Regions from separate parts of the Mus musculus genome. Here all the other regions are linked to region 1. Evidence: chromatin loops called from intact Hi-C (ENCODE). Cell type or tissue: left cerebral cortex. All regions are shown on one strand. Links, peaks and the distances in the headings refer to the core of each region. The heading gives the core; the rest is flanking DNA. Region 1 holds the start of Zeb2 (zinc finger E-box binding homeobox 2). Region 2 overlaps Gtdc1 (glycosyltransferase-like domain containing 1). Region 3 has its middle 29 kb from the start of Gm13479. Region 4 has its middle 56 kb from the start of Gm39806. Region 5 holds the start of Gtdc1 (glycosyltransferase-like domain containing 1). Region 6 has its middle 60 kb from the start of 1700019E08Rik. Region 7 overlaps Arhgap15 (Rho GTPase activating protein 15).

The links. Hi-C counts contacts between places; a loop is a spot of excess contacts. Peaks named below come from ENCODE experiments on the same cell type or tissue, not always from the same donor. Only the 100,000 strongest peaks of a DNase experiment are listed, where the experiment ranks them.
Region 2: a loop joins it to region 1, with 6 times the contacts of the local background. A loop is called at or near these places in 7 of 42 quality-filtered maps.
Region 3: it touches region 1 in a loop (2.3-fold over the local background); 2 of 42 quality-filtered maps call a loop at or near these places.
Region 4: a loop joins it to region 1, with 4 times the contacts of the local background. A loop is called at or near these places in 11 of 42 quality-filtered maps.
Region 5: a loop joins it to region 1, with 7 times the contacts of the local background. A loop is called at or near these places in 21 of 42 quality-filtered maps.
Region 6: it touches region 1 in a loop (4-fold over the local background); 3 of 42 quality-filtered maps call a loop at or near these places.
Region 7: a loop joins it to region 1, with 2.6 times the contacts of the local background. A loop is called at or near these places in 4 of 42 quality-filtered maps.

What each region holds. Positions count from the first base shown.
Region 1 is chr2:45,111,016-45,115,431 of GRCm38, reverse strand. It overlaps Zeb2 (zinc finger E-box binding homeobox 2), which reads left to right and starts at 2,153. Exons shown (of 10, transcript NM_015753.4): 1 at 2,153-2,609. Zeb2os (zinc finger E-box binding homeobox 2, opposite strand) reads right to left here and starts at 4,294. Exons shown (of 3, transcript NR_110572.1): 1 at 4,130-4,294; 2 at 2,439-2,589; 3 at 1,345-2,333. In left cerebral cortex, for the core only: a CTCF peak has its summit at 2,301; a DNase peak (open chromatin) is centred at 2,268; H3K4me3 peaks cover 3,904 bases; H3K27ac peaks cover 3,790 bases.
Region 2 is chr2:44,567,373-44,571,788 of GRCm38, reverse strand. It overlaps Gtdc1 (glycosyltransferase-like domain containing 1), which reads left to right. Exons shown (of 11, transcript NM_001362987.1): 9 at 506-576; 10 at 1,279-1,370. Among named protein-coding and RNA genes, the nearest start is that of Gm39806, 69 kb to the right of the region's middle. In left cerebral cortex, for the core only: no CTCF peak of the experiment used is centred there; DNase peaks (open chromatin) are centred at 411 and 2,539; H3K4me3 peaks cover 728 bases; H3K27ac peaks cover 2,284 bases.
Region 3 is chr2:45,358,920-45,363,335 of GRCm38, reverse strand. No RefSeq gene overlaps it. Among named protein-coding and RNA genes, the nearest start is that of Gm13479, 29 kb to the left of the region's middle. In left cerebral cortex, for the core only: no CTCF peak of the experiment used is centred there; a DNase peak (open chromatin) is centred at 1,889.
Region 4 is chr2:44,554,806-44,559,221 of GRCm38, reverse strand. No RefSeq gene overlaps it. Among named protein-coding and RNA genes, the nearest start is that of Gm39806, 56 kb to the right of the region's middle. In left cerebral cortex, for the core only: no CTCF peak of the experiment used is centred there; DNase peaks (open chromatin) are centred at 969, 1,365, 1,723, 2,279 and 1 more place; H3K4me3 peaks cover 1,700 bases; H3K27ac peaks cover 2,353 bases.
Region 5 is chr2:44,924,396-44,928,811 of GRCm38, reverse strand. Gtdc1 (glycosyltransferase-like domain containing 1) reads left to right here and starts at 1,576. Exons shown (of 11, transcript NM_001362987.1): 1 at 1,576-1,670. In left cerebral cortex, for the core only: a CTCF peak has its summit at 1,889; DNase peaks (open chromatin) are centred at 793, 1,409 and 1,647; H3K4me3 peaks cover 2,661 bases; H3K27ac peaks cover 2,609 bases.
Region 6 is chr2:45,754,705-45,759,120 of GRCm38, reverse strand. No RefSeq gene overlaps it. Among named protein-coding and RNA genes, the nearest start is that of 1700019E08Rik, 60 kb to the right of the region's middle. In left cerebral cortex, for the core only: no CTCF peak of the experiment used is centred there; DNase peaks (open chromatin) are centred at 1,782 and 2,420; H3K27ac peaks cover 2,872 bases.
Region 7 is chr2:44,335,547-44,339,962 of GRCm38, reverse strand. All of the region lies in intron 13 of Arhgap15 (Rho GTPase activating protein 15), which reads right to left. Among named protein-coding and RNA genes, the nearest start is that of Gm52508, 9.0 kb to the right of the region's middle. In left cerebral cortex, for the core only: a CTCF peak has its summit at 2,739 (motif pointing right); a DNase peak (open chromatin) is centred at 1,281.

The sequences.
Region 1 (4,416 bases), core at 227-4,226:
ATTTGTTCGACTTGCCATATAGTCTCATTGTGCCTTTGCACTGGTGTGTCTGGACTAAAAAGACGTCCAGTAGCTACCTGGGTGCCTGCAGAAGGGGCTTGCCAATAGTCACTCCGTAAAACAGGCTCCCTATTCCTCCAAGGGAGGCTTAACGGCACACTTTGGAAGAAGGTGGTCTCTGATTTTTTTTTTTTTTTTAAGGAAAGAGGTGGAAGGAAAAAGGATATGAACAGTAGTGATAAATCTTATGGGAGGAAACTTGATAAGTCTTACATATATTTAGTACAGCTACATGATAGTATGAGAAACGTAAAATATAGCACGGATGTGTTTGACCCATGCTGAAATCCTTTTCTTTATTAATAATTTTTCGACTGCAAATCCCAACAACCTACAGATCATCTATAGGTACTCTATCTGTGATAGGGGCAATGGAGAAATTAATTTATCCAATCCTTCTCATTGTAAATGCTCAAATTAGGAAAGAGGAGAGTGTGTAACCAACTGTGAAAATCCGCTTTCTTGCACCCTAGAATGAAATCTAGCTGTGGTCATGCTGGGTGGCTATTACCCTCCCCCCACCACCACCACTGAAAAATAAACATGCAAAATACAAAGCCCTGTAGCTCTGGGAGTGTGGCTGTGGCAGCAGCCCCTGTGGTGGCTTTCCCCTCCTTTGAGTGCAATCGCCAGTGACTCTTGCATTCAAAGTCTTGCTGTAGGCACACATTCAAAGCACAGTTCAAAGCAGTTTATCTTAATATGAGTAAAAGTCTAGTGTTGGATCAGGGTATTATTTGTTTCAGGTCTCTTCAGACTGAAAACAGGGGACTATGACATATTTGACAGTATTAAAGCAGAAAAACTGATAAGAGGCAGCTGTTTGGCCCTCTTCAAACCTCCACCTTTTCCTTTATACTGGAGTCTATAGGCTGTGAGACTGGGCATCTCTCTGTGCTCTCGGGTTCTTAAATACTTTCACTATTTAAAATAATGGGGGGGGGTCTCCTAGTATTTTAAGAAATTAAGCCTTAACTGTTGAGGCAAAACAGTTTCTTCCTTTTCCTATAAATACAGAGCATCCTCAAATTTGGCTGTCTTTATTTACTTCTATATTAGTTCCAATTATGTGCAGTGTAAACCAGCTTTTTGATTAACAAAACAGCAGAGCATTGGTTAAGAACACTTAAACTTCAAAAAAAAATCCCCTGGGAAGTGGGCTCTGAATTGGTTAATAATGTGCAGTACTTGCTAAATTGCTGACTTCCAGATGTGGAAAATATCTTTCTTGTTTAGGACCTATGTAACCTGATTGGATTACGACAGAAGCGTCACGTTGGAAGCTTTTTGAGTGATTATTTAATTAACCATACAGTAGAAAGCTGTATTCTCCAGGAAATCCCTTCCATATTTGCATAACCAATCCCTTCAGAGCAAAGGTGGAGTCTTTTCTTTTTAATTTTAGTTTAATTGCAATATCAAAAATATGCACTTCAAAACTTAGACCCCACACAGTTTAGTGTCACCCTCTTCTTTCTTTCGTCCTAAGTTCCTCTGACCTTTCTCCTTCTTCCTCCTGCCCCTGTCCCCTCACTTTGTAATGTGGTCTGCATGAGGTGTAGAGGGGTCCAGAGATTGGCCAGCATAGTACAGCTCTATGTTAACCTAGAGACCCTTTATTAAAATGCCAAACTTTTAATATAGGGATCCAATCCAGAAAATCTCCCCCCCACACACACACACACATACACACATACACTGCACACTGAGATCCTAAGATGCAGTGTACAAGTAGCATTTCCCTCCCCTAGCTCTGGCATCTTTAAAAAAAAAAATGTAATAAGAGAAAGGGCAAGAATTTAGTTCCAAAAACGGTGCTTGAGGTATCCATACAACTTGACGTGCACCTCAAACCTAGTCACCAGAGATATCTGTATAAGACAAGAGATCTGCATGGAAGACCCGAGAGCTTTCCCTTTAACTTTCGCCCCTTGGAGTTCTCCAGTTCTGTGAATGGTGTGCACCGTTTTCCGCCCAGTACTCTGCAGGATTTAGTGATGAGGATAATGATGCCAAAGGCTTGCTTGACGGGGGGGGGGGGGGGGGGGGGGGGCGTGGAGAAGGGAGGGAGGGAGAGAGGAAGGGAGGGAGGTGGAATTTCATTTCTTCCACTAAAGCGTTTGCGGAGACTTCAAGGTATAATCTATCCCAGATCCTTTCCCAGAGAGAAACTTGGCGATCACGTTTTCACATGATGCTCACGCTCAGGGCGCTTCAATTATCCCTCCCCACAAAGATAGGTGGCGCGTGTTTCAGGGTCTCTCTTCTCTCCCCTACAGAAAAGAAAAAGAAAAAAATGTCATTAGAAGAGGCGTAACACGTCAGTCCGTCCCCAGGTTTGTGTTTCCTGGAGTGGCCGAAAAGAGATCAGTTCTAACCTGCTCGGCAGGAATAACGGTCCTGCCTCCAGACACTCTTGGCGAGGTTTTGTTCAGTTTGCTCCGGGAGCTGTTTCTTCGCCTCCACCTTTTTCTCCCCCACACTTCGCGGCTTCTTCATGCTTTTTCTTCTCACCATTTCTGGCCAAAACTACAAACAAGACTTCACAGGTAGGTTTCCCACCCCCCCCTTCTTTTCCTCCTCTTTTTATCCTTTTTTGGTGCTCTTGCCCCCCACCCTCCCTCTCTAATTTTCTCATTTTGAGTGGGAATGTTAGTCTGAAGTGAGCCGGGTGTCTCTGGACAGGAATTTCAGGTGGTTTTAGCTCTTTGGTGGCAGGCTTTCTTTTCCCAAGAGTGGCTTCTTTGCTTTCTCATGCCTTCCCTTACTCTCTCTTTCCTTTCCTCTCCCTTTTTCCCCTTCCCCCAGTAATTCGCCCTGTACCTGTCCATTCAGGTAACCAAAGGTGTTTTTTGCTACATAGTCTAGGAAAAGTTTTGTTGAGAACTGAATGGCTGGGGTAAAAAACTCATCAAGTGGAGAGTTTCTACTGCTTTGTTCTCACACCGACTTTCAATTCATTATATCAAGCAATTAAAACTTGGCAAATACCTGTTAATAATTATAAAACTTATTCGAGAAAGACCTACCAAATTCGGGAGCAAGTCCTTCTCTTAGATCTGGCAGACTAGTCTAACCTTTCCCACCGGAGAAGGCTGTTTTCTAAGCAGAAACTTGACTGTTTTTGTCTGCCTAGCGAGTTTCATTTCTTTATTTCATTCTTTGTGTGTGTGTGTGTGTGTGTGTGTGTGTGAAGTAACACCTCACTTCTGTGATTATAAATAAAGAAGTGAAAGTTCTCTTGGAACTTGAGTCGTTTACCAAAGTGTATGGGAGAGGGGGGGTCGCAACAGCTGGGAAGAAAACTGCTGTCAGGATAATAGGGTTAAAATTAGGGTAACTTTTGATATTTTATTTTAAATGACCAAGTAATATACACATCGATTTTTCATGGAACTCCTCTCTCTCTCTCTCTCTCTCTCTCTCTCTCTCTCTCTCTCTCTCTCTCTCACACACACACACACACACACACACACACACACACACCACACCACACCACACCACACCACACCACACCACACCACACCATTCCAGACTTTGGGACTGAAAAGTCGGAGTTCAAGAGTCACAGGCACAGTGCTGAGCTCAGCTAACATAAACGTGTTTATCTCCCACCTACTTACATGTTTCACATGCTAACCCTGTAATGATGAGGGCAAGATCGCTTACTCCAGAGTTAAGACTAACATTCACAAATAAAGTTTACAGCACAAATGCCATGTCTTTCCCTCACACACACACTGGCTCATAAAACTAGCAACTTATTTTATTAAATATATATTTTATATGCAGTGGTTTGTAAGTCTCAGCAGAAATACAGACAGACAGCTGTTTCATCCCACAAGCTTGTGTGACCATTTCTTTATTCCAGGACCCCCCCCCCCCAACAATTTCAAATTAGTAGGACAGATCAAAAAATGATATATTTGTATTTTTTTTTAATGTGTCAAACTGGAAAGCCTACTCTGTATGCCTAAGTAAATTTAAAGTGCTTCCTACAACACCCACTTCCCCTTCTCTCTGCCCCCCTTCACCCCCGCTCAGCAAATGTGCGGAAACTGATACTCACTTTCCAGGTTTTCCGCAAAGCTTGTGGCACCGGAGACAATAGGTGCAGGGTGTAGGGACTGGGCGTGCTGGGCGGCAGAGAAAGGGTTAATGGCCCTTGTGTTACAGTTTGCATCTGTTACATCTTTTATAGCCCGCTGTTTAAACTAATCCTCGAGGCACAGCGTCTTCCCACCCCGCGGAGTTTCAGGGCTCTCCTCTTCTCCGGCCTGCCTCCGAGGTTCCCCTTCTCCAAGTTTTGACAGTTTGAGCTGAAAGAATGCAGCGCCTCCCTCGATTTTTAGGTAC
Region 2 (4,416 bases), core at 162-4,161, 540 kb after region 1:
TGTTTCCAAGCACGAGCTTGAACTGAAAATGCCCATCACAACAGATTGTAAATTTTTTCTGCTGCTTTAAAAGTGCCTCGATCATTTCTACGGCTTCCCTGCTAAAGTATTTGCTATTTTATTTAAACATTTTTTGAAAAATGAACATTCTGAGTCTTTGCAGCATTATTAAGAAAAGCTGTCCATACTTTTCCATGTTGTTGAATGTGTTTATCTGCTGATTATAAAATGTGTTAAACAGTATTTTAGAAACAACAAAAATGCAGCGCTGCGCTTTGATGAATTCAGTGAACAGAGCATATGCTGCGGGTTCTGTCCCAGCAAAGTCGGGTATGGTCAATAGGCTCCCGCAAAGAGCAGCTCTGGCGGTTAGGAGCCAGCCGAGCATGATTTTTGTCCCGGGGAGCTCTGGGCTCTCTCTCACTGCTGTCTTAGACAGACAGATCCTTCTGACTGTAATGCTCACGCCTGCTGTCCTCCTGTCCTCTCTCTGACATTTCTGCAGGTTGGAAGCTGTGTACTGTGGCTGCTACCCACTCTGTCCCAAAGCCTTGGTCTATCCTGAGATCTTTCCAGGTAGCTGCTTTCATGTGCTTTTTCTTTGTTGTGATTTAATACAGGATTCATGCTAAACTAAAAGTTTGAAAATAAACTTAAGTAGGAGCAATTGTTTATTTGGCAAGTCAACATGTTAGTGTTAAGGAAAATTTTATGTGTTTTAATACATTAGAGTAAGCTTATATTTACCATCTGTTCTTTTAAGATAACAAAAAAAGCAAGTTTTCAAATAGCATTCTTTATTGTTAGCATACACATCTCATAATGACGGATTTTTATAAGCAGGTCAGTACTGCTGCAATTGCTAACAGATTTTTTTTTTAATGATATACACAGAGAAAATTCGAGGATTGAAAGTCATACCAAATTCTTTAAACAATTGACTAGTTAATAATATGCAACTGTTGTACAGAGTACGTACAGCTACAGTACTGGTTCTTTGAAAAATTCTCATCACTAAATATATCACATATGCATTGTGCTGCATTAGAATAATGTATTTTAATCACCCAGAGGAGATGTCTAAACAGCACAACTACACAGTCTTATTTAGCATTAAACATCCTTGTGAGCTGAGGTAACCTTATAAAATCATGCTTAAATAATGTAAAACATGAGGCGGCACAGAGCAATATGCATTTTTAATTAGTAAAGTGACTAATATCGAGTGTGTGCTTTGAGGTTTTTGTTTCATTAAAAATGTATCTGTTTTTCCTGCAGCTGAGTATCTGTATTCCACACCTGAACAGCTTTCAAAACGGCTCAAGAGTTTCTGCAAGAGGCCAGATATTATAAGAAAACATCTTTATAAGGTAGCTATTGAGAAGAAATTTACGTGCTAGAAATGCCACATTTAAGTACAAAGAAAATTTAAAAAAAAAACATCTAATTAACATACTAATGTTTAAAGGAAACATGCTAGGGAGGGGTGTTGGTTGTTACACTAACAAGGATTAATTAAACTGCATGCCAGTTGTATTAACCTAGGTCTTAGGAAATACGTGCACTCCATGCACACTACATGCTTGCTTTTTAATTTATTGTTTTCTAAGATGACTGTCCTGTACATTTAGCCTCAAGAGGCTTATAAAAATGAACCTGGATTAATGTAACTCATTAGTTTAAAAGGAAGTGAAGGGAAGACTCCACAATTATACTAATAAGAATAAGCCTTTCTTCCCATCATAATGAAATCTTAAGGCCTCAAAAATTTAGCTGAATGACATTAGTGAAGTTTGTTGTTGGTTTTTGAACTGCTTTAAAGGCACCTTTCAAAAGTTGTATTCCCCTCATTCTGGTTAAAATGAGACTTAAAAATTCCATTTATTTAGAGTCAGGTCCATGGGTCTTAGCTGAAAATGTCAAGGCAAATGGTTCATATCAATAGTACCTTCAGCAGTCCCTCTCGCCTTACCTGAGTCCAGCCTCTTACACTGTGAAACAGCACAAAGAGCCCCCACAACACTGTAAGGAGCTGAAGTGGGGTCTGCTTTCTGGGTTTCAGAGGTAGCTCCAGGCCATGAATAATTCACCTTTTGATGGACTTTGACCGTAGTGTCTTCATTTTTTCTAAGGCTAATGTAGTTTACAATCTAGTTCTTTTATAATTCAGAAACTTCTAATTTCCTTTGTTAATATATAACCTTCAGCATGAAATACACTCCTGCCTTTCCCCTCTCTTGTTTCAAGGCCTAAAATACATGTTTACAGAGTGATGCATGAAAACATGACTTTATTTCTCCAGGAAACAGTTAAACTTCAGCAAAAAGGGAGAGAACCAAAAATGCAATTTAACACCCAATTTCAAGCTCATTATCTTTCATTGTCTATTAACTTGGCGATGGTTCAGAAGGTAGCTCATGATAGTTTAAAATGCTGACTGCACAGTTCCAGGCTTCAGTGTGGCTCCCGTAGTGGATACTGTTGCATCGTGCCTGTGAAGCCTCCAAAGAGTCTAGGCCCTCAAGGTTTGCCCCAGTGTGTGCTCCTTCCACAGTTCAGTCGTACTTGTGTTCTCATACAACATGCATCGGTCAATCCCAGTGGGATAGGCAGGCAGAACATGAAGATCATGAAAGTTAAGGAAACAGATGTTTTGGCCTAAGTGGATTCAAGTTATGTTTGTGCTGTGAACCTACTTCAGTAAGTTCCCAGTTAAAATACCAATTTTTTGTTATGCTTCAGGAGAATTTTTGATAAAATGTTTACAGATATGTTTTATCATCAAATGTATTTGCTTTAATGTTGGTTAGGGTCAAACCCTATTAACCCTGTTTTCCTACATCTGAGTCTTCAACTGTTTCACAAGGTCCTGCAACAGTTGTCTGTGGTTTGAAAGGAAACAGATTTCTAGCTGACCTTTTTCAATAGAATTGCCACCCTTCTGGGATATAGTGTTTATTTTACAAATAAATAGAAAAAAATCTGAAGGAATGTTAGCTTGGTGTATAATGTTAATATACAAAATTCTTCACGTACTTAAAAAATAACTCATACTTGAGCTGCACCATTTTAGCGCTGATGGGAAGCTCCAGCCTTCACATGATAAACCCCACAACTCAATGTTTCCTAAATTACTAACCTATAAGAATTTACATGTATGTTTTATGTATTCTTCAATGCATTGTAATTATAAATCTATGCTACACCTTTGTATATGGCCTCATTGATAGATATTAATGATAATTGTTATCTAAAAATTACTCTCCAAATTTAAAGAAATATATCTGAAATTACAAATAGTTGAGAGCTTTAAGACAAATGGCCCATTAAGAGGCACTAGATTAAACAATGCTAGGAATGGTCTCAAGTTTGTTGTGTTAGAGTAACATAGGTCATAGGAGTAGGAGTGAATGTAATGGAAAGATAGCGTGGATCACAGGTGTGGCTGCCTGTTCGCGTTTATTCGCAGGTAGCATCACTCTCACTGGATAAGCCAGACTCATTTCCCTGCGGGGCAGCGTCCATAGCCTACTTATCTTATGCAAGGGCAGAGCACCTTTTGTGTGCTTGTGAAAAGAATGCAAGGGCTTTTAAAAGTCTTTTCTTTTCTCCTCTTTTACTCTCCCTTCCACTGGACAGTTCTGTTTTGCTTTATAAAGCTTGTGCTGCTGAGATCCGAAAGCACAGAAGGTCACGGAATCATCAGTCTGTCCCTCTTACGGTTTACACCTTCTCTTGATAAAATCATTCGGGCTTTGTACCTTTTAGAGTTTATCTTAGAGTAGACTTTTTCATAAGGAGTCAGACTTAGAAATGTAATGACTGCGGTAAGACTATTAATATATAATTCCTTTATATGAATTAACATAACCTCATATAAGAAAATTCATATTTTCATACAAGAAAATACTAATTTTAGATACAATTATCACTAATATCTGAGAAAATATGAATTTTCTTATACAAAACATTACACATTCAATATGACTGAGAGTGTGGGGGCTGTCACTTTCAGCAGGATTTGAAGCAGACACAACTGATTCACTCTTGGTGTTCCTTTGTTTCTTAAAAAGACTTTCTGCATTAGAGCCCTATGACCTTGTCACCTGGAGGATTTTAGGCCATACCTCTATATGTATATATGTATCTATGTTTGCATGTGTGTGTGTGTGTGTGTGTGTGTGTGTGTGTGTGTATCTCTCCCTGTCTCTGTCTCCTCCTCCTCCCTCCCCCCTCTCTCTCTTTTATACACACACATACACACAGGCATGCATGATCATTGGAAAAATCTAATACATGTAAAAAGTAAATATTTTTTTGATAATCATAAAATCTAAAGCTTTTTTATCTAAAATAATCGAAAAACCTCTTCTTAAAAAGTTTACATGTGGGCTGGTGAGATGGCTCAGTGGGTAA
Region 3 (4,416 bases), core at 236-4,235, 250 kb before region 1:
CTACTTTGCTTACTAGCTGTGCTAACTTGGTTAGCACTCTCTAACCATGTTTGCTGTCAGTTCTTTCCTTCCTAAAGCTAGGGTGAAGTCTGGCAACAGTGTAACTAATCTCCGGAGGGTTTGATTTGTTTGTTTGTTTGTTTGTTTGTTTGTTTGTTTGTTTCCTTTGCTTTGCTTTTATTTGGTTGGCTTTTGCCTGTTTCCCTGTTCTTCCTTACAGTCCAAATGCCACCTATGTTTCTTCTTCTTCAATGTCACCTTTCAAACTGTAACTTTTCAAACCACTTCTTACTTTCCCACTAAAATGGATTCCAAAGACTTTGTACTTGTTTATCATTCTCTAACTATTAACACTGTATTAACTAACAACCCCACTGAAACTCTTTAACTGTTGCTGGTACCTATACTTAGTTGACTTGCCTGATACTCCCTTGTGTTGTAAGTCCTTATAAAAGAGTACTCCACGTGTGTCTCTGTCTCTACCCTCAGTTTTCTTTCTTATTTTCCCTTGTATCATTCATGACACAAGAATCCGGGTAGCTTTCTTAGTCCTCCTCTTACCACAAAGTATCTATGAAGTCTTAACTCTGTTAATCAAATAGTTCCATTCAGCCCACTTGCCTACACTGGTGTTCAGATCCATAACCTTTGAGATCCTCTGCTTACAAGTATATTTTCCATTTTAATCACATTGTGTTTTATGGTTTCTCCCTTCCATTACCTTAACTCTTCCTAAAACTCCATCTCCCATCCCAGATATCCATTCAGGTCATGGTCCAATGGCCCCACCCCAGGAAGACTTTCTGGGTTTCACAAAAAGGACACAAGACAATCAAACAGTTCAAAAAAACCTTATTGGCTTTTAAGATTATTCACATATATTTATTAATATTTTATAGAGTGCTGAACTGCACAGCCTTCCTCCCCTTCACTGCTCATTTTTAACTGGTATCCCAATGCAGCCTGGAGAAGTATTTGAAGTAGCCTGATACATTGGACAAGAAGATACACTGTGTATGTAATCTGAAGTTATATACAAAATTAATCAACTTCTAAGAGCTGCCTAAACACCTCCAGCAGAGGAAAGTTTCCCCATCTGGTCAGTGCCTTGAGAGGTACAATTTCAGGACTTCTGCTGTATTTGACTGCTAGAGATTGCTAGAAATCTGACCACCAGATAAGTGAAGTGCTGCTGTATAGCCAAAGGCTTCTTGCCAAAGATTTATAATTAGCAACAGAATCAGCTGGCATACCAAACTATATTTTGTTTCTTTAATCTTCTTTTCCTCCCTTTTGTGTTCCTTCTCCCTGTTTGTGGCTGATAGAGCCAGATGATCAATAATCTGTCTTTCGGCAGCTCTGATCATCATCTTCACTACTGCCTGGATGCTATTATTCACTTTAATACATTAATCCTTTGGTTGAAATTCTTAAACCACAATTCTTTATTAAAGGACCATTTTGGCATCCATATACTGATAGCAGCTTGTCTGGTGTTTCAAAAAAAAAAAGAATAAATCTGAATGAAGCCTCTCTTTCTCCCGAAAAATTTCACTAAAGAGTAAAAATCCACAGGAAACAAGATTTCAGCTTAGTGACACAGAGATACTGGGGGAAATAGAATCTTCTTACATAAATTAGAGAACAGGAAAGTTTCCTTTGCAATGACAATTAGATGTCAACGCGTCATTTCTTGACAAAGAACTGAGAGACATTGTAGCAGTTTGTTGGATCTATTCTCATTGCTATCACAATGAGAAACGGAGCACACACTGTACCAGTTAGCAGACCAAACCTTTGTGCAATTGCTGTAACCTTTGGTGGAGACCAGCGATTTTTGTTCCTTTTCAAAAAGACATTAAAGTGACAGTGTGGCGGGTCATTTTTTTTCCACCACACACACTAAAACTAGTGTGCGTGCGGCAGAACTCTGCCAAAGCACGTTGCATTCATACAAAGATCCATACAGATCTTAATCATAAAATAATCCATTCTGTACTCTGTTTTTATGACATTTATATGAATCTGGCCGCAGCCTCATCAAGCAGTTCACAGAGGGAAAATTGTTCTATTTATGTGGTTGGGACAGGGTGGACTTGATTTTTAAGCAAAGGGAGAAAGAAATACCCTTTTTTTCCCCTCTAGTCACAAATCTGGAGCTCAAAAGAACTATTTTACACTATTTTGTGACTATATTTGTAACTACGGATCTGAACAGATGAGAATCCCTTCCCCTGTCCCCTGTCAGTAGTAAAGCCATATCTCGGTATTTATGAAGCCGAGAAGCTGAGTGAAGACACCTGGAAATAGTTTTCCCCTTCTCTTCTATGTAATTGCAAAAGGCAAGAAATGGATGTGTGGGTAAAAGTAGAAAGGAGACTGCAGAATACAGCTGCTTTAATTTATTTTGGCCCCTGCATCTTAAGAACTAATAATTTTTCAATTAATATCTCCAATTTTTTCTTTTCAACCTTTCTTTGGGTATCTCATATTCACACAGGAAGAGTACATGATGTCTAAAATGTTCTAATTTCTCTGACCCCTTTTCAAGTTTGTGACAATTTTCAAGAATGAATCTATGTGCTTGGCTAGTATAATCCTTTTTTCTGGATTCTAGTAAGACATATAGAAATATGGAAATAAAGGCAACTGTGTTACCTCACATACTGTCTCTCAGAAAACTAATTTTCTGGTACACTATGTGAGTAAGTAAATGAATAAAAACATCGCAGTGGTATAATGGCGTAATTATCATGGCTCGCCTGTCATACCCCTTACCTGTGCACCATAGTTCTGGCTCGCTGAGGACATTTCCAGTCGAACTTTACTTTCCTCTCTTAGATGCTGCAGTAACTTCTTTAAAGCCAGAAACTGGACTCTGAAACTCTAAATTCTGCATTTAGGATGGAGATGTGTGATTGTGTGTGTCTGTGTTTGTGTGTGTCTGTGTGTGTGTGTTGGTTTCTTCAAAATCACCATCAAGTATTTGTGTTGGAAATAATTCCAGATGCATCTAGGATCACCTATGACAATTAAACACCATGTGACTCAGAAATCATATCAAATGTGAAGCTTTTACAGGTTTCATCAAACATAAACTTTTTCCCTTTTAATATAATAAAAAACATTCCTCCCTCCTCTTAGAACAAAGAGAGGAAAAGAATAAGGGCCCATAAGTGCAAGGCTGTTGTAAGAAAGGGAATCAGTGTGAATGATTGCATGATGATATTCCCCAGTAAAATAATGACAGTGTCCAGGACATTCTCCTGTCTTCACAAACCACTGGTATTTAAGTTGAATACTACATACAACTTGCCTTCTTTGCCAATCCCTCTTCTAAATAAATGACAATATAAATAGACACATAAACTCCACATGAATCATTAGTATGTGAGATAATGTTACCCTGGGGCCGCTGTAACTCACATATCCCCTTGCTTCTATTTCAAATCTTTAAAATATTTTCTTTTCAAATACTTATAAAAGCACGTATGGTTGAAATAAAAATAAAGCACATACAGATGATATTTTTAAGCATGGCATTCTTATACCAGAAAGACATGTTCTCTTTTACTGTGTCCTCTACATGTCCAGAGAAATAGAAGCTTAAAAGCACTGGCAGACAAGAAGAGTTTGCAGAAACACTTTGAGGTGTTGCAACCCTCATTTGGAATTGAAAACTTTTATACAGTCCATCTTGTCAGTATTAAAGTTCATGACAAAATGTACATTCCACTGTTAAAAGGGCAAAGGTATAAAACTGTGTGTTTCACAGGCAGCCAATATATGATGAGGACTGTAGGCAAATCTCAACCATCTGAAAATATGTTATGAAAAATATTCCCTCTATTTCACACACACACACACACACACACACACACACACACACACACACACACACATATACACGCACCAAAAACAAAAACAAACAAACAAAAAAAAAACAAAACAAACAAAAAAAACACCTGAGTAGTTTAGTTTGTTCTGAACATTTCTATTTATCAGTGTTATTTTATGGTTTTGTTTTGTTTTGTTTTTTGTTAACCCCGAGTTCTTAGAAATTACTTTCCAGGAAAAAAAGTGTCCTGCAAATCAAACATCTTAAAGTTTAATTTTCTGAAAATAAGGCATCTTCTAGTCACCATGTATAGCTAGCCCTTCCCACTCTAGTCTTTGTCAAATAATATGATAACAGCTTGATTCTGTGAAGACAAATCATAATGCCATTTGTGTGTGTGTGTGTGTGTGTGTTTGTGTGTGTGTGTGTGTGTGTGTGTGTGTGTGTGTGTGTGTTGAAGACATTAAGAAAGCCCATTGTGCTTTAATCTGATATGGAGAATTTCCATCTCCTTAAACTGTACTTTCCTTGACACACTGAGATATTTTTCAGGAGTGACAGCCTTTCCACAGGAAGGA
Region 4 (4,416 bases), core at 214-4,213, 560 kb after region 1:
AGGAGGGGGTAAATTTGCACAGTTATAAACACTTAAAACTAGGAAAGAAAAACTGAGTTTGAAGCCATGCACAAAGTTGAGGGTTTTTTTTTTTAAGGGGGGGGGGGGTGGCGGGATTCAAGAACTTAAAGAGAAATAAGTACATTCAAAAAAGAAAGAGAAATCCTCTCGATGTGTGAAGCCGGATTCTCGGTGACTTAAGATCGGGTTTTATTGCCATTCTCCTTTCTCCATCCATTAGACAATGAAGAAATCTTTACTCTGGCATCTGGAAACCTCTCCGTGAGCATCACTTGTTAATATAAACTGAAGCCTTCGGTGGGTGGTAAGAAGTGACAACACACCTAAATCAAGGGCAGTGGGACGGTGCACCAGAGGGAGAGCCGAGCCGTGAGAAAAAGCAACCTCCCGACTAGCTTTTACCTTCCCTTTCTGAGGAATGAACCCAGAATGTGCAGAGGGTGTGGCTAGCTCACAGCAGTGGATGCTAAAGATGCATCAGAAAGTGGGGAATGGGCAAAACCCTGTGTGATTTGTTAATCTCCCATTCTGTTCGTGGGAAGTGAAAAAGATGCCTCTCTGCCTTCAACTGTTGAAGAAACTTAACTGTGCTTTAATCCAACTGTAGGACTGTCATCTGGCTGCAGCCAGTCCACATGCATCTTGGTTCAGGCATTTGCCTGCCCAATAATGTCAGGATCATTTAAATTGAAATTATGCGTCAGAAGGTATTTAAGAATCACTGATATGCAGCTATTAATCTTGAATGCAAATGGTATGATTTGGGGTGTGGGCAACTCACTTAACTGGAACCACATGAAAAAGCATTTGGAATTTTTTTTTCCTAAAGTACTGTGGGAAAAAAAACATAGTGTTGGAGGAGAGTACGGTTGAAAAGAAGGCTACTCCTGTGAGGGGGGAGGTTGGTAAAATGACTAAGGAGTTGTGTGGCCTTGTTGCCTGCAGTGTAGCCGGTGATGTGCAGGCAGACCAACCCCTCTCCTTCCGAACTGATACAGCAGTGCCAGAAAATCCAAAATCGAACGCAGGTTGGTGGTGCAATTTCCGAGGTCATTTAGCCTATTTCGGTATATTTTAGTATTGGCAGTCAGGAAAAAGGATGGAGCTTTGTAACGTTGAGCCAGGGAGCCTTGCACAGTTACCTTTTGCAGAACTCAGGGCGTAGCTGAGAGACCTCTATCTTAAATCCCAGGGGGCAGGGTGGAGGCTGTTTCGGATCGTGATCAGTTAAAAGGAGAAGAAGCAAGAGTGTCCTTTTTCCAGTTGATCCAGAGAGGCAGAGAGAACTTACACTGTTCTGCTTACAGCTACTTTCCCTAGATTTCAGTTTGTTGGCTTTGCCCCGAGATTTCTAGTAGGCGGTACCAAGCCAATAAAATGGAATCTACAGAAGTGCAAAATAAAATCTGGGGTGTGTGTGTGTGTGTGTGTGTGTGTGTGTGTGTGTGTGTGTGTGTGTGTGTGTTGTAAGGATATTACTGAAGATAAATTGCAACACTTTAAGCACCAAATTTTAAAACTTAAAAATGTATGAATAGTGAAGTTTTAAAGCAGCAAAATAATGCTGGAGCAGAGTATTTATAGCCGTTTCTGTAAGAGGTTCCCCAGACCTCTGGGTGCATCAGCAAACTGTCCTCCTACTCTGTCGAATGTGCAGCTGCGATTTGGCCCCAGGCACCACCTACCCGTAGTCACTACCTCATGCATTTTACATTGCACACATTATAAATGGGGGACCTCCCCCCTTCGTGTTCTGTTTCCTTTTGTCGTGGCCATCAGCTGACACGTGGAAAATGTAGCCTACGGTTTTGGGTGTCTTTTATCTGTGATTAAGGATTCCTTGTCTGGGGCTTGCCACCTCTATCTTCCCTCCTACCCTGCACTGAGTCTCTACCCTCGGTGGGGTCTGACCATGTCTTCAGTCTGGGACTTTCCAGGTCGAGTTGCGGGATGCCCAGCCGGAGAGTTGCTGATGGTGGAGCATTGCCGAAGTCCTCTGTGCTGTGCGGGCCTGGGGTCGCCAGTAGCAGGGCATTCCCGAGGGCCAGATGGCTTTTGCCCTTGACTGCTGGCTCGGCTCTGACAAGGGCGAGCAGCACCTTGGCGCTCAAAAAGCAGGGCACCGGAGTTTTTCCGCGTCCCGCTGCCCTCATGAGCGCAGGGCCGGGCGCCGCAGCCGCTGGAACCCGCGGGGCTGCCGCGGAGTCGCGAGCCCAGGGTTTCGCCGACTCGGGCTTCAGCATCCCTGCCTGTTCACGGGCACTGCGCACTGAGGACCGGGTTGTGAGGTGGCTACTCTCAGCCCTCGGCGCGTGAATCAGAAGATGCACTGGGCAGACAAGAACTGCTAATCCTTACACTCAAACGCGCACACACTCGCACACACACACAGTTGTTTGAAGTTTGGCCAATGCAAACCCCAATGGAGATGGGCAATGGGCACAGGGGCTGTAGCAAAGATCCCGGGCTATAGGATTTCAAACACTCCTCTCCACTCTGGCCTTGTCAGACTCTCATTTACATCACATGCTCAAAACATGTGTTGTTGGGTTTTCTAGTTGTTGTTTTTTTCTTCCATGTACATCATGCCTCTATCGGAGATTATAAACTGTTTCCCTGCCTGTCCACCGCGGATTGTTTCTACGAGGGCAGAGGCACGGAGTATTTAAAAGCAATTCCTTTGGACAGAAAGTCTTGAGAAGCAGCTCATAGATTTGTCTTTCACTTGCTCTAAGTTTGGGAGAAATGGAAAAATTGTTTAGTATTTTGAAACTTCTAATTGCTTCAAAAGCGTTTCCACACGAGTGCTAAGCCTCATATCATTACCTATTTGAGTGTGTACGTATAGAGACACACGTGAAGGAAAGCAAGGTTCACATTCCCTGGTACCAGCAGTGGCCTTTCCTTCCCATTCCATGTAGCATTAATTACGTCGTATATAGTCGACATCCGGTATGTTATCCTCCCTCTTTTTCACACACACACACAAAAAGTTTGCATGCAAAAGTGAAGTTCAACTGGACCCCAAATGTTACCCAGTTAACCCAGAGTTTTGGTGATCATCTCTGCCATCACTCAAGATTTTCCTCCAGAGGATTTGAATTATTCCTCAAATTGTAGATTCGAGATGTGAGTAGATTGTCAAAATGTGAGAAAATCCATATTCCATCCCTACACACAAAGAGGCTGAAAGAGAGTGGTCTACAAGAGCCTATCCCAGGAGAGCTGCCCAAGAATGTGGTGAGCATGCTTAGAGGAGACTATAAAGAGAGATGATGGGGCTTTTGGAATGGCAAAATGGATTGAAGTAGCTGATTCATTAGTTATGCATCCCAGCAAACTTTGCAAACCTTACAATAGTGTTTGGAAATGAAGCACCTTCTATTCTGTACATTTCCCTTCCAACCCGAATAAAGGGTTAAAGCTATTATTTAGAAAAACATCTCACTTAATGAAATTAAGATCTGATACATTTCCTTTTCTCTCTGGCAACAATGTCACCAGAGAAGTGTGTGTGTGTGTGTGTGTGTGTGTGTGTGTGTGTGTGTGTGTGTGTGTGTGTGTATTGATATCATATCATGACAATGCTCCTGAGCACAAGTTCTCTCTCTCTCTCTTTCTCTCTCTCTCTCTCTCTCTCTCTCTCTCTGTGTGTGTGTGTGTGTGTGTGTGTGTGTGTGTGTGTGTGTGTGTGTGTGTGTGTTTAAAACTGAGAGACACTTTCACTACTATGAAAGCTGTCAAGCCAATGGAGGGGAACTTCTTTTAACTCCATAATAGCAGGTTCCATACTAAATGAACACTGATGGTCAAATAGCCAATTATGGAATAAATATCCGTTGTTTACAGAGAGGTGTTAAACGAACCTTTGGTGTACTAAGGATTAGGCCTGCTAAGCTACAATTTGTTCTTCAACCCATTATTCCTTCCCTTCAGCAGGCCAGTGCCACGGAGGTGGTGAGCACAGAGCATGTTTCTCTGTTGATTTTAGTTTGCTTTATTTCCATGCGCACTGTTGTTTTCTTTATAAAATTTAAATAAATGTCAGCATTGTATAATTTCTATGTTAACAAAGCAGTGAGCAAAATCCCTTGTATGTTTATAAAATATTATTGTTTAATTCACATAGTTTAGAAATTCCAAATGTTGAGAATAGGAAGGAGGCCAAATACCATCTGTTTATAACTATGATGCATCGTAATATGTGTACTTTTAAAAGGAGTTTGGTCAATCATGCCACTATTTTATCGGCTCAGAATATGTTGAAGATTTAAAATGTAATTTACAGGATTACTTTGAGTATGTTGCATCCAACTGTGAGTTGTAAAGAAATCACTGTCTTCTGTTTCCCTCAAATTAATCATGTAACAGCCCCCAATTAATGGGGCGCTTTTG
Region 5 (4,416 bases), core at 159-4,158, 190 kb after region 1:
ATCCTTGAACATACTAGGGTGAGATGGCTTCTGACAGCATTACCTAAGCTCACACTCACAGACCACGGATACTGAGACAGAGCCTCAATGTCAACGAATTTGGACCTTAAGTGACTTTATGCTTGTAGCTCTAAATCCTATGCTGACAAGTATGTGAGACAGGTCTTGGGAAATCTGGGCATATTGGCTAGGCAACTCATTTTCTCTGGACTTCAGATCTTAATCAGCAAAATAATAATAAAGACTCCCGGTGATCTTAAGTATACAATTCATGTATAAAATTATGGCTTTTTCCAGATTGATGAATAATAGTAGGCTTTGGGCTTTTCCCCAATATTTTATTCTGTGAAAAAGGATTTACTAGATCCATTTGCCATTTGGAATTCTCATTTTCAGCTTTCTGCATTCACTTTTTTTGTGTTTCCCAATTTGTGTAAAAGTAGATGGACAGATGGTTTATTAGGCTTTTTAAATGCTCGGGATACTGTTGTTCAAGTCAACAGAGGTTTTAAGCTTTGGAGGTCCACATAGAGTGTGGGCTTTGTTTAGAACAGAAGATCGTTTTCACTGTTCAATTTAAGGATAACAATGTTTTCTCACATAACTTTAAGCAACTTGTGGTTGTAACTCCAAAGGCCTAATCAGGCTCTGTTATTTTGGTATGCTTAATGCATTTCTGCACTACAGTCTGTTCCAAGTTGTAGCTTTAAAAATGAAGTTACCAGATAAAAGCATAGACCTACCGTTGCATGTTCTGTCTTTGCATGAATCATTTAATCCACAACGTGATCCCAAATACGAAATCACTAATTCAGACTCACAGAAATGTAAGGGAGATAAATTCCTATTTTTAATAGAAACCATTTAGACTTTCTTGGATTCTTTCTGACTTTTAATTGCTCTGTAGCTGCTCTTGTGGGGACCGCAGATATGTTATTATTAATACTCTAAGATGCATCTGTAATACGTATAGTCTCGACAGCCAAAAGGCTGCATATAAGTTAAGTACAGGAAACGCCAGCATCGGCTAGGAGAGGTCCCGCAAGAATTCCGAGGGGGGGGGGGGGGAAAGCGGGGCGTGCTGACCAATACCTGCAGGAGGGTGTGCACTCGCCTTGCGGGGTCCCCGAGGCTTAGGCGCGCCCGGAAGGACAGGGAAGGGGACTACAGGTGCCGGCTAGCCACCTGCCTGAGAACGTGCGAGCCGGTGAGTCAGCCCCCAGACCTCTCAGGGGAAGAGAAGGCCGCAGCGCGAGCGAGCGGAGGCAGCGACCAGAGGAGTGAGAGAGAGTACGGAAAAGCCGAAGGGGCGGCGGGGGCGCTGGCCTGACTGGAAAGCGTACGCGGGGCCCGTGGGCGGAGAGCAGGTGTGAGGAGCCGCGCCACCGTGGAGAGTTCGCCCAGCACCGCGCGTCCTCTGAGTCACCGACTAGGCGTGGAGGCCGCCGTCCGGGGGCGGAGCCTCAGGCTTGTGGGCGGGGAGGGGCGGGGCGAGGGCGGGGCCGGCGCCTGACGCGCCCCAAGGCCGCGGCAGCCGCAGCGGGGAGGGGCTGCGGCCTCGGTGGCGGCCGCGGGGGAGGGGCTCGGCGTCAGCGCGTCGCCAGCTGGGCTGTCGGTGGCCTGGAGGGAGCCGTGGAGGAGGAGGAGGAGAGGAGGAGGAGGAGGAGGAGGTGAGTCGCCTTGGCTGGGAGCTGCGCTGGCCGCGGGAGGCGGGGAGCGCGGCCCCTCCCTCCCGGCGCCCGCCTCGCGGGGCCGCGCCGCGCGGAGTTCCCAGTGGGGCGGCGGCCGCGAGGAGCGGAGGGGGAGGAGGGCGGAGCCGGGGCCGCGCTTCCCGGGCGCACGCGCGGCCTCCTGCTCTGCCCGGCCGCGCTGTGGCCCCGGGCGATGCTTTTCCCTAGCGCGGAGCTTGGGAAGGGCAGAGTCCAGGCGGACACTGGGACATCGTGCCATGGCTCCCGCGCAGCAAGGCCTGGCCTGCGCTTTCCTACTCGGGATCCACCTCAGGCGGCGAGACCCAACACCTCGCGGCCCCTCATTAGAGGATTCGGCATAGGCCTGATGTTTCCGCAGGATCCCGCCTGACGGGGCTTTCTAAAGCGAGGAAGGGCTCTTGGAGTTAATAAGTCTTTACAACTAACCGAACGACAGCAAAGTTGCATTAATAAATCAGTTTAACCCTCGATCTCGCGATAGGCAGCGTCTGCACCCCAATTCCCACTTCGCGGGGCTCGTGCAACTTTTACAGTCGTAGAACTACCCCTCATTGGATAAGCTTTGAAATAATTCTTAAAGTTAGTGCCTTGAGGCCCTGGGAAGTTCAAAGGAAAGGGCTTACATTTTCCCTCCCATCTGTATCACAGTTAAGGAAATGGAAAACGTGAATTGAAGGCGATCGTTCTCCACGCTGAGGATCATCGTCCCCTCTGTGCCCAGCTTGCGTGACTTAGCACCCCTGAAGTTGACTTTAAAGCTTACTGTAGTGGTTAGGTAAAGGAACTGCTGTGGGGGAAAAGGCAGTATAACTCAACAGAGCCATTTTATTGTGTCTTATTAACCCGTTTACCTTAAGCTTTATCAGTGACAAGAGTTTCATGTTGGAACCCACATACCCAGTGAGATACTGAATTTTCATTAGTACATTCCAGGTTTTGATGTGAAATAGATTCTCAGCTTCAACTGAGAAGAATTATACACTGTTGTCCTTAGGGTCTTGTTCTGTATTTAATGAAACAGTTTAATATTGAGGATTGGGGAAACACATTTTGAATCAGGATACTCCGACAAACTTAAACCATACCTACGAATACACTTTATAGCAACACAGTGTCTTTACTTCTGTTCTGAAATCATGCTGACAGTTTTACCTTATAAATCCTAGACTAATAGGACTCTCTGTTGGTGAGGGACCTCAGCAGTGTTATTCAGCTTCACTATTTTACATTTTCCAGAGATTTAGAAGGAACTAACAGAACTACTTGCCTTTATTAAGGATTTACTAGATGGACCCTTCTGATAGACACTCTTGTACCAAACTTGATCCTGATTTGACCAACTCCCCAGCCCACTGAGAAAGTAAAATGCTTTCCTGACCTCTGCTTCTTTCTCTCTTGATTATGGTATCTTAAAACCTGCCAAGTAATCACTGACTTTCTTTTTTAGCCTCCCTTTCAGATCATGGAAGAATAATTTCTAATTTTGACGAATCAGATACAAGTGATACAATTACTTGCAGTTGGCCAACTATTCTTACATCTATCTCTTAAGTTGAAGCATTTCTTTCTATTTTAGTTTAAAAATTTGAATTTAGTCATTTTCAGGTTTTATTTTTAGGAAACAGGTTCTTATATAGCTTAGGGTCAGAAATTTATTATATAGTTGAGGCTGGTTTTGAACTCCTTATCCTCATGCTCCCACTTTCTACCATGCCAGGGTTTTATTAGTTTTTATTAATTTTATTAGTCATATTCTTTAAAAAACATGTTTAATTAAAAAAAAATTGTGTGTGTGTATTCACATGTGAGTGCAGGTGTCTGTGGAAGCCAGAGGTGACAGATGCCCTGGATTTGGGGTTATGTAGATTCTGGGAACTGAGCTGGGGTTTTCTGTCAAAGGAATACACAGTTTAAAAAATTAAAAATATATTCTTTTCTCAGATATTATTACATCCCTACCACAGATTCTCATCCCTCCGCACCTTCTAGTCCCTTCTCCGCCACTCCTCCTCCATTGCTCTTCAGAAAACAGCAGGCCTCTTATGAATATCAACCAAACAAGACATGTGGAGTAAGACTAAGAATCTCTCCTCATATTAAGGCTGGGCAGGGCAGCTCAGTAGGAGGAAAATGGTCTCAAAAGCAGGCAAAAGATTTAAAGAAAGCCTTGCTCTCACTGTTAGGAGTCTCATAAGAAGACCCAGCCATACAACTGTAACATGTATGCAGAGGGCCTAGGGCAGACCCATGCAAGCTCCCTGGTTGATGGTTCAGTCTTTGTGAGCTCCTGTGAGCCCAGGTTAGTTGATTCTGTGGGTTATCTTGTGGTATCCTAGAGTCCTTCCCCTTCTCCTTCTGCAGCTTTTGTTTGGCTGTGGGTCTCTGCTGAGAATTGGGCTAGGCACCAGTCTATGAGTGTAGCAGAATATCATTAGGAATCCTTTCATTGGTTTATTTTATTTTATTTTTGCCACTGTGTTTGGTTCTATCATAGGTCTCTGTGCTATCCAGCCACTGAGTCCTGGCCCTCCCGGTTGGCTGAGTGGTGGGCTCCCTCTCTTCTCATGAATCTCATGCTGGACCAGTCATTGGTTGGCTACTCCCTCAATTTGTGTCACCATTATCTTAGAACATTTTGTAGACAGGACAAACTGTAGGTCAGAGGTCTCACATTTGTAACTGATAGATCAGGTCTGTCCCTGTC
Region 6 (4,416 bases), core at 304-4,303, 640 kb before region 1:
TGGGTTTTTTGTCTTTGTTTAATGTTTCATTTCTCTACCTGTAAAACCATAAGCGATTTATTTATCTGGGTTCCCTTCTAGGCTGTTTAATCAATTGCCTAGCCACTTTTAGATCTCAGTACTTCCCTTGGTTCATCCAACGTTTGGACTCTCTAGACTTTCTAATTACAAAGTTTCCTCTATCTCTTCCAAAAGTTCCCAATTTTCCCTATACCCCTCTGATGCTAATCTTCATTTCTATGGATACTGAGTACACTCTGCCGGGGCCTTGGAGTGGATTATTTCTATTCCTCATAGCTAACTTTAAGACATAGACACATAAATTTCTTACTACAAATTTCTAAAGATAAGTCTTAATGGCATTTACAACTGGACCTTAGAATATACTTCACACTGCTGATATGTGTCACCAACTCTGGTAAACAGGTCCAAGTGGGTGGGGCCCACAGGGCTGAGTACATCCTTCAAAGATTCTCTGTGAGTAGAACCCCTCGAAGAGGCGGCACTGTTATTGCTCTTATTCTACCAGAGCACTACTATTAATACAGCCTCAGGGCCCATCAGCCTTTTTGGCAGCCGCATTACTGTTGGCTCCTACTGAGATTATTGTCAACTAAATGCCTAAGCTTCTTTCACACATGCTGTTGCTAAGTCATTTTACCACAACCCCACCCCCATCCCTATCCTTGTGCATTTTGTTTCTGGATCCAGGTGTGGGACTACACCATCATTCTGATCGCATGCAATTATCGTAGAGTCAGCCTGTTAGTTCTGTCTTTTTGCATTTTTTCCAACCTGTTCCTGCATCTGCTTGTGGGGTAAACGGGAAGTACAGGAATTCTGTCGCTTGGTAATTTCTTTCTTCCTCACACCTCGAAGTTGGTGTTCCCAAATCTACCCATGTCATTGTCAGTTCACATATAAGTTATTGACAAATCTCTTAACCAAGCACAATTTGCAGCAGCCCACAGAAGGAGGAAGAAGGAATGTGCTTCAAGGAAAACAGAGCGGCTGGGCTGTGCCCCTCAGTATCCAGTATGAGGAAATCCTAACAATATGTGAGTTTTGTTGGGCTCCAGCTGAGGATTCAGATAATTGCAAAGAATTTAAGAGTCGGTGCTCAGGTAGGCAAAAAATTTTCAATAGTTTAAAGCAATGAAACTGTTTCTAGACTGCTCACTCAAACTAAAGTGTCCACACACGTTAAATCCCAAGGAAAATAAAGAGCTCAGAAAAGATGGGAGAACAAGACAGGATAAACACTGTAAAGATTTTGTCACCAAAAAAATGTCACTACCTGCTTAAAATTGTGTAAATATTATGACTGGATGCATCGCAAAGTTTTCATATGAGGTCAGAGATGGAAAACATATTTGAAGAGAAACCAAACTTCTGCTTTCTTTATCCGTTGACCATATTTTCTCCTTTTTCTCAAGCCTTAGACAAATACTGAGTGACCTAAAAAATGTTAAAGAAAACGAGAATGTTCCATGCCAGATAGTTTTTATCTTCTTCCTCTAACAGCATCCAAGAAACTAAAAAGGGAAAAGTGGAGAGAGGAGGGAGATAATCAGAGTTGATTGTGAATCTGGGAAAAGTCTCAACTATGTATTGAGATTCTCAAAATGAAAGAGGAAAGATCACAAGAGAGGAAATGAATAGCCATTTTGCCCATTGCCAGTGCTAGGCTAGGCTCCCCGTTCTTCCAGCTGTGGTGGAGGCTTCAGTTTCATCCTTCAGATCTGAGTTAGATGCAAGCATCTCAGCTGCTGCTCTTTCTGGTGTCTGCCTCTCTTTAGAATATCCTAAAGATAGCATTCTAAGAAAATTCATGGGCAGGCTGAGGAAATTTCTTCAGGGAGGGATGAAACCACCCTCTCTCTGGTAGCAAAGGCTTTTCCACCTGCAAAGTATAAACTATGAAAAATAGAAAAGATTTTTAAGGGAAGAATCAGCAGCCAAAATTCATGGCTTGGCTCTACACAGGAGAGATTCTCTTTCCCTCTGGAGGAGTCTTAGCACAGGGACCCATTGCTGCCTCCTTAAAGGTTTTTGTTTGTTTGTTTGTTTGGTTGGTTGGTTGTTTTTTTTTTCCTAGTGCAGTGATTTGCTGAATTTGTTTAGTATTTATAGATGAGCCCCCATCTGAGCCAAGAAACACAAAATCTGGTTCACACAGATGTAAGCTGCCATCAGTGTGCAGATGTTTCCTGGTAAGGACTTGTTTGTTCTGTACCTAATACTGTTCTGCTATCCTTTCTCGGGCATTTCAAGAGTGAGCTGAGCTACGCAGCCTTTGCCATTATGGTAGAACTGGTGTATCTGAGTGTAGATCTGCAACATTTCCCTGAACCCCAAGGCTTCTCAGTGAGCTAATATAGCAGCCGGCCTCAGTTTGCATTTTGATAAATTCTCCAATGTTGTTGAATCTCTTGTTCCACAGGCCTCTTCTAAATACCAAGGCACTTATCTGACCACTCTAAGGACTGGGGAATTAAACCATTCTATAAACTGGAGAGACACACGTGGGAGGTAGGTTCTCAGCATACTGTGGCACCCACCTGCTCCAAGAACAGGCATTTTCTATTCTTACAATCAGCACTTCCAAGCAAAGATAGAATAAGATAGGACCGAGGAGAGCTTGTACAAGCTGCATAGAGAATAGAACTTATGTAAAATTTGTGGATTAAATAAAAAGTTTTGCTTTCTTTAAAGTTCTCCAGAGGAAAGTCAGAGGTACTATAATCTCCCTTGCTAACTCCTTCCATATCTAAAAGCATTATTCAGAACATTCCTGCTAGGAATATAAGCCCATTTTCAATTGCTAATGAGGCATTCTATATTATACTACTAAGGAGCTGATGTTGGAAAATAAATGTGTCTATGAAGTAACCACATGAAAAAAAAATAAAATTGAAATAAAAATAATTAAATGCAGCCAACTGCTTTAAGCGACCATTTCATCACATGGTTAGAAAAGTATTCAAAAAGCTATCCAAAACCCGTTCCCCTCTGTTACTTCTTGCCTATTGCTCTACCACAATGAGCCCTATCAGTTCTGTTGTCTCCATGCATTTCCTTGTTCTGTGGCCAATCCTGAGCTTTGTCAATGGCTAAACTATGTCTTCTTTGGTGCTTATCTGGCTTTATAAATTTATAAACACAGAACAAAGTTTGCACTTGGCCCCAAAGGAAGGTAAACGAGTCAACTGTCTAACTGAAGACTTGGTATCAGAAAAGAGAACACATTCACTTCACAAAGCCATTGAGTAAACTAGGGGAAAGTGTTACACTGCTGCTGGAGAACTCAGAGATCAGCATTTCCTTCAGTCTTGGACATAGTTCATGACTGTCTATTAACACACATCCACTCTTATGAACAGGGAGAATTGGAGGAAACAAACTGGAATGCATGCAGCTTTCTGTTTATGAAAAGGCAGGGTGGTTATTCCAGGTTATCAATATACCAAAGAACTCATGGACTTATGAGTTAGAAAAGCCAATGAATGATTCATTACATCTTGACTGGTGTTATTTTATCTGCTCGTTTTATTCTATTTTGATCACACTTATTCTATTTTGATACAGGTCACACTTAGATTTTATATGTAAACCTGGGTAATTACAAAGCATTGCCCTGTACTCTCCCCCTCCCCCAAATTTTGCTAACATGATTAAGAACAAAATTTGTGTCCTGAAATAGTGACCCTCATAGGGAATCTCTTGCTATGATAATAATAAAGAAAATCCAGCTGGGGATGAGGACAAGCCAAAGAACATTTGGTTTTATACATGAGGCCCTGGGTTGGTTTCTCAGTACTGCAAAATATAAAATAAAATAAAATTGGGGAAGAAAATGTGGGTGGATTTCATACTTCATTGTATTTATGTATAAAATTCTCAAGAATGAAAGTTTATTTTTAAATTATTAAAATGAAAGGCTTTAGGGAAAATGCATGCATATATACATTTTTATTGTTTAAAAAGTAACGGATACAAATCTTTATCCACTCAAATCACCACCACATTCTAGGCATCTTCTAGTAGTTACTAGAAACTAAGCTCTCAGATTGTAGAGAAGGTTCACTAGACAAAAATGCTTGCTGTATGAAAGTCTGAGCTGAGTTCAGATCCGCAGAACCCATATAAAGCTTCACCTGTGTCTAGAATGGGAGGTAGACACATGGGAGAATCAGTGGAAGCTCATGGACCATCTATCTTTGAGCTGCCAAGTAGCCAATAAAAAAGATGCTGTCTCAAACAAGGAGGAAAGCAAGGATCACAGCCAAGTTTGTCCTCGGACCTCCATATGCATTTGGTAGCCTGTGTGTATTCACACTTACATTTAAATGCACAAACACAAACATGTTTGCACATACAATAGATTAGAATTCAAATTCAATTAATTGTTATTAT
Region 7 (4,416 bases), core at 304-4,303, 780 kb after region 1:
AGTTCTGATTAAGCAAATGTTCTGGTTAAAAACACTTATCATCATATGCGGATTAGCAGTAATCAAATAGCACAATTAATACTAAAATTACAAGGACACAGAATTAGCATCCTTTGATAATTCACAAGGAACTTTTGCATCTTCAAGCTGTCATTAAGTACTAGAGTTATCTCTGTGGCGAGAGTGTGGTTATTAGATAAATGGATGACTATTAGAAGTTTCTGACTGGTGAAATGGCAGCTAATTGAAATTTGTTTGGATCCTTTTGGGCTAGAGTTATTTATTGAATAATGCTATTGGATGATACTCCTTAAGTCTGGGTAATGCTGCTAACCCTGATTTTGCTGGTTACTTTCTAATCTGCCTGTTTGCTACTTAGTGGATCTTGTTGTGCTTGATTCTAGGTTGAATCATTGAATTCTTTCCTTCTTGGCTGATTCTGAAGTTTCTTGAGGAAGGCATTCACCTTTGTGCTTTGAATAATTTACATTACTGATATATATATCAGTATGGTGAGGCGACTTCCTCATCAAATGGAAAATTTCTAGAACTGCCCATGGGCAATAGTTTGTGATCAATAGCAATTTCTAGAGGCTTCAGTTTTATTATTGGCTTCACCAGTCTGCAGTGTCCAGGTTGGGCACTTTGGCATTGTTTCAGACCCTTCAGTTAGTTCTCAAAAGATCAGAGAAGAAGTGTATTTCAGAGCATCCTTAGGAGATTACCTCATTTTCTTCTTATTTTCAGAGCCAATACCGGAAACAAAGGCTAACCTAGGTAACAGATGGGTTTCCAGCTTTGCTCCAGACTCTTTGGAGCTCCTGTTCCTACATTCTTTTTACAGTAGCTTTGGATCATTTGAGATAATTAAATAATAAATTGGACTTATTTATTTAATTTTATAAGATTTATTTATTTTACATATACATACAAGAAGGGTTTTGCCTTCTCGTATGTAGTATGCATGTATGTGTGCCATGTGCATGCCTGCTTCCCAGAGAAGTCAGAAGAAGGTGTCAGATTCCCCTGGAATCAGAGTTTCATCTGTCTGTGAGCTGCTACGCAGGTTTTGGGAATTGAACTTGGGCCTTTGCAAGAGCAGCAAATGCTCTTAGCCACTGAGCCATTTCTCTACCTCCATAGCTTATCTTCTTTAACTGCTCAGTAACCTGTATTGCTTCTTCCCGGCAAGAGGCACCAGATTCCAACTTTCCTGAGCTCCATCCTCATCCCCAGTCACTCTTAGCACCGGAAGTGCTGCTTCTGTGTCCTCCTCCATAGCACACAGTGCTCTTAGCCACAGCTGGGCTTTCGCTAGTTGAGTCATCAACAGCAAGTTCTACTTAGCAGTAATTATCGTGTCGCTTTTCTTAAACCTTTACACCGTTAGATTGGTAGCTAGGCAAAAGTGTATCCCTTGGTTTCCAATTTGTTGCTTCTGTATCTTCTCAGCTCTCTTTACCTGGTGATGAACCACAAAATAGATGCTCCATAACACAGATTCATTGAGAATATTGCATTCTTCTGGTATAGGCACCTATCACTCTAGCTTTAGATAGTTGATATTCTAAATGATTTATGTATAACATCCTTTATCGTATATATAATTGACAAGTGGTAGCCCTTTGTAGCTATAAGGCTAAAGCATATGTGAGGATATATGTGTATTTAAAATTGACTTTTCCTAGTTTACAGCAGTTTGCAGTATGTCTAAATGGAGTGAACCATGTTCCCCCCTTTCATGTATCTGGTTTCTTCTCAAATATCAGTAGCTTCTATCATTAAGAAGTCACAAAATATGCAGATATTACTTCAAAAACCACTTAGGAAATAACTAAAGAACATAATTGTCAATCCCATCAACAATTAGGATCCTTAATAGTGCATCTATGCTTTGTCATAAAAGCCTCTTAGGCTGTGTTTGCCTTCAATAAGCTTTAAAAAATGGCCTGTTCACTTATTGTTACTTAGCAACTCTGGCATCTTTCCCCTTCCTTAACTGACCATGGGTTCATCAAGCTTTGAGGAGCTGTAATCCTGTATCCTGTCTTCCTTTGCTTCATTTTGAAAGCCCAATGATGCTGGTCCTTAGGTATCATAACAGGCCTATTACTGGCTCCCCTTGCTGGTATACCAATGCCCGAGGAACACGAACATTGTTGTGGTCAGGTAGGTGTCTCTCACTCGAGAGACATATTCAAGTCTATCCTTCCCTTTCCTCACTATCAAACCATTGTGGAGTGGAGTTTCAATCACATTTTCAATTTGGATCTTCTAAGTTTTTGCTTTACTCAGTTCCTAGGACAAATGAAGCAAACTGTATAACTCTGGGTGTCATACTGTATGTACTATAGAGTCACATTCTCCTTGCCGGTCTCTCCTTTGTCTACGGAGAATTTCTTCTCTTTCCTGCAGAACTTGGTTTCTGAAAGTTTTGTCCCCAATCTAGCAACACTTTCCCCTAGAAAGCTACTTGTGTTGATTCTCAGGGCCCGTGCTAGACCCGCTGAATCACAATCCATAGTTTTCAAATCAAATCCTGCAGCTGGCTTATTTTATAACAACTTACTTTAAAGATGCTCGTGGCAGAAGTTCTGGCCACAGGAGCCTTCTGGTTTCCACTTAGCATCTTTGACATGTTGTCTATCCTCAACCATCTCATTCCACTCTGTCTGCTCTCCACTCTAGTCCTTCAAAGCCTGTTTGCTGAGTCTTGTGGGTTAGTTACAGGGCACTGCAGCTGAGCCAGTAGAGGGCACTGTTCTAGCCAATTAGTCATCACCATTAAGTTCATCTGATAGATCCTGGGCTGAGAGGTGACCTCTCTGGACAGGATGCAGGATGGTGGGCCCTCACCACTTGTGGTCATTAAGGTTCCTGTGGTGCCCTTTGTGAAAGGAGAGATTGTTAACCTCGGTGTCCTGGCTGACTTCCAATCTGTGTAATTGCATACAGCCTACCTAAGTCAGCTCTGTAGTTTCAATTAGGTAAAGCATTGTTCATTTCTTGTATTAAACTGATGCGCTGTGTGGCTGCAGACTGCTAATTAGCTTTGTTTTTCAAGTGGCAGAGTGATGAACAGGACGCCCCCCTCTGGGCATCTCCTTCCCCGTTCAGCTTTCTCCAGTGCCCTCTACAAGAGCATGCATCTTCTGCACTAGTGCTTCCTGGGTTAAAGTGCATCGGGATCAGAAATTGCTAGATGTGACAATGATATCTGCTGTAGTTTCTTTTGGCAGCCATCTGCATCTGCTCATAGTTTATCATAGGGTGAGAATTCCTATGCAAAAAGAAAAGAATACGCTAAAGAGTGAAGGAAATAGACCTTATTGATGCCTATAGGAAGAAGGGCAACTGAAGGATAAATTCCCTTGAAGATTTGGGCCAAGATCCTACGATTGCCAGGGAAGTATGGCCTGCCTTAGGGGCTTGGTGCTCTAGGAATTGCCTATTTTTGTTACAATGGCAACAAAAGATGAGGTCAGAGAGATTAGAATATGTACTTTATTTCTTCTTTTTCCCAGTTAGAAAAATTTCATGAGACATGCAGTAAAATGCCTCACTATCTTGGTGGAAACTGCTTGACCCTAACCAGGAATAGAGAATGGGATCGCTCTTGGATGGCTGGAGGCTCCGAGTTAGGGAAATACACTCTGCATCAGAGGAGGAAAGCGGAAGACGGTGGATAAACTGGAAGCTAACAGGGCAAGCGCATGGTCTTGTGAGAGAAAAGATGCCTCAGAGATGAAAATGACTTCTGTGGCATGCAGTGTGTGTGTGTGTGTGTGTGTGTGTGTGTGTGGTGTGTGTGTGGGGTGTGTGTGTGTGTGTGTGTGTGTGGGGTGTGTGTGTGTGTGTGGGGTGTGTGTGTGTGGGGTGTGTGTGTGTGTGTGTGTGTGGGATGTGTGGTGTCTGTGTGGGGTGTGTGTGTGCTTGGGGGTGTGTGGTGTGTGTGTGTGTGGTGTGTGTGTGTGTGTGTGTGTGTGTGTGTGTGTGTGTAAATGAAAGCAATTCACATTTAGGTAAGGTATCCTCTTCTCATCCCTTTTCACTATGAGAACAAATTGATTATAATTTGATGCCCAAGAACAGAGTACACATTTTAAAATGTCCTTAAGGGCAGCTTCTGTTATTTTTTCATATCTCAGCACTAAGGGAAAATAGTGAAACTATGAAAATCAATGAATGAAATAAACAAATGAGCGAACAAAACTGGTAAAGGGAAGACACAGCAAGCTTGCGTGACTAGCAATTCACGAAGAGCGGTACATGAAAAGACATTTAGTTAGTGCCAGGGTACCAGCATGCTTTGCTCTCTCCACAGACCAGCATGCTTTGCTCTCGCCACAGAGATTCTATTGTACCTCGGTGTTTTACCTGTGTTAATGACAATGAGAGAAAATGAGAAGAGCCAGG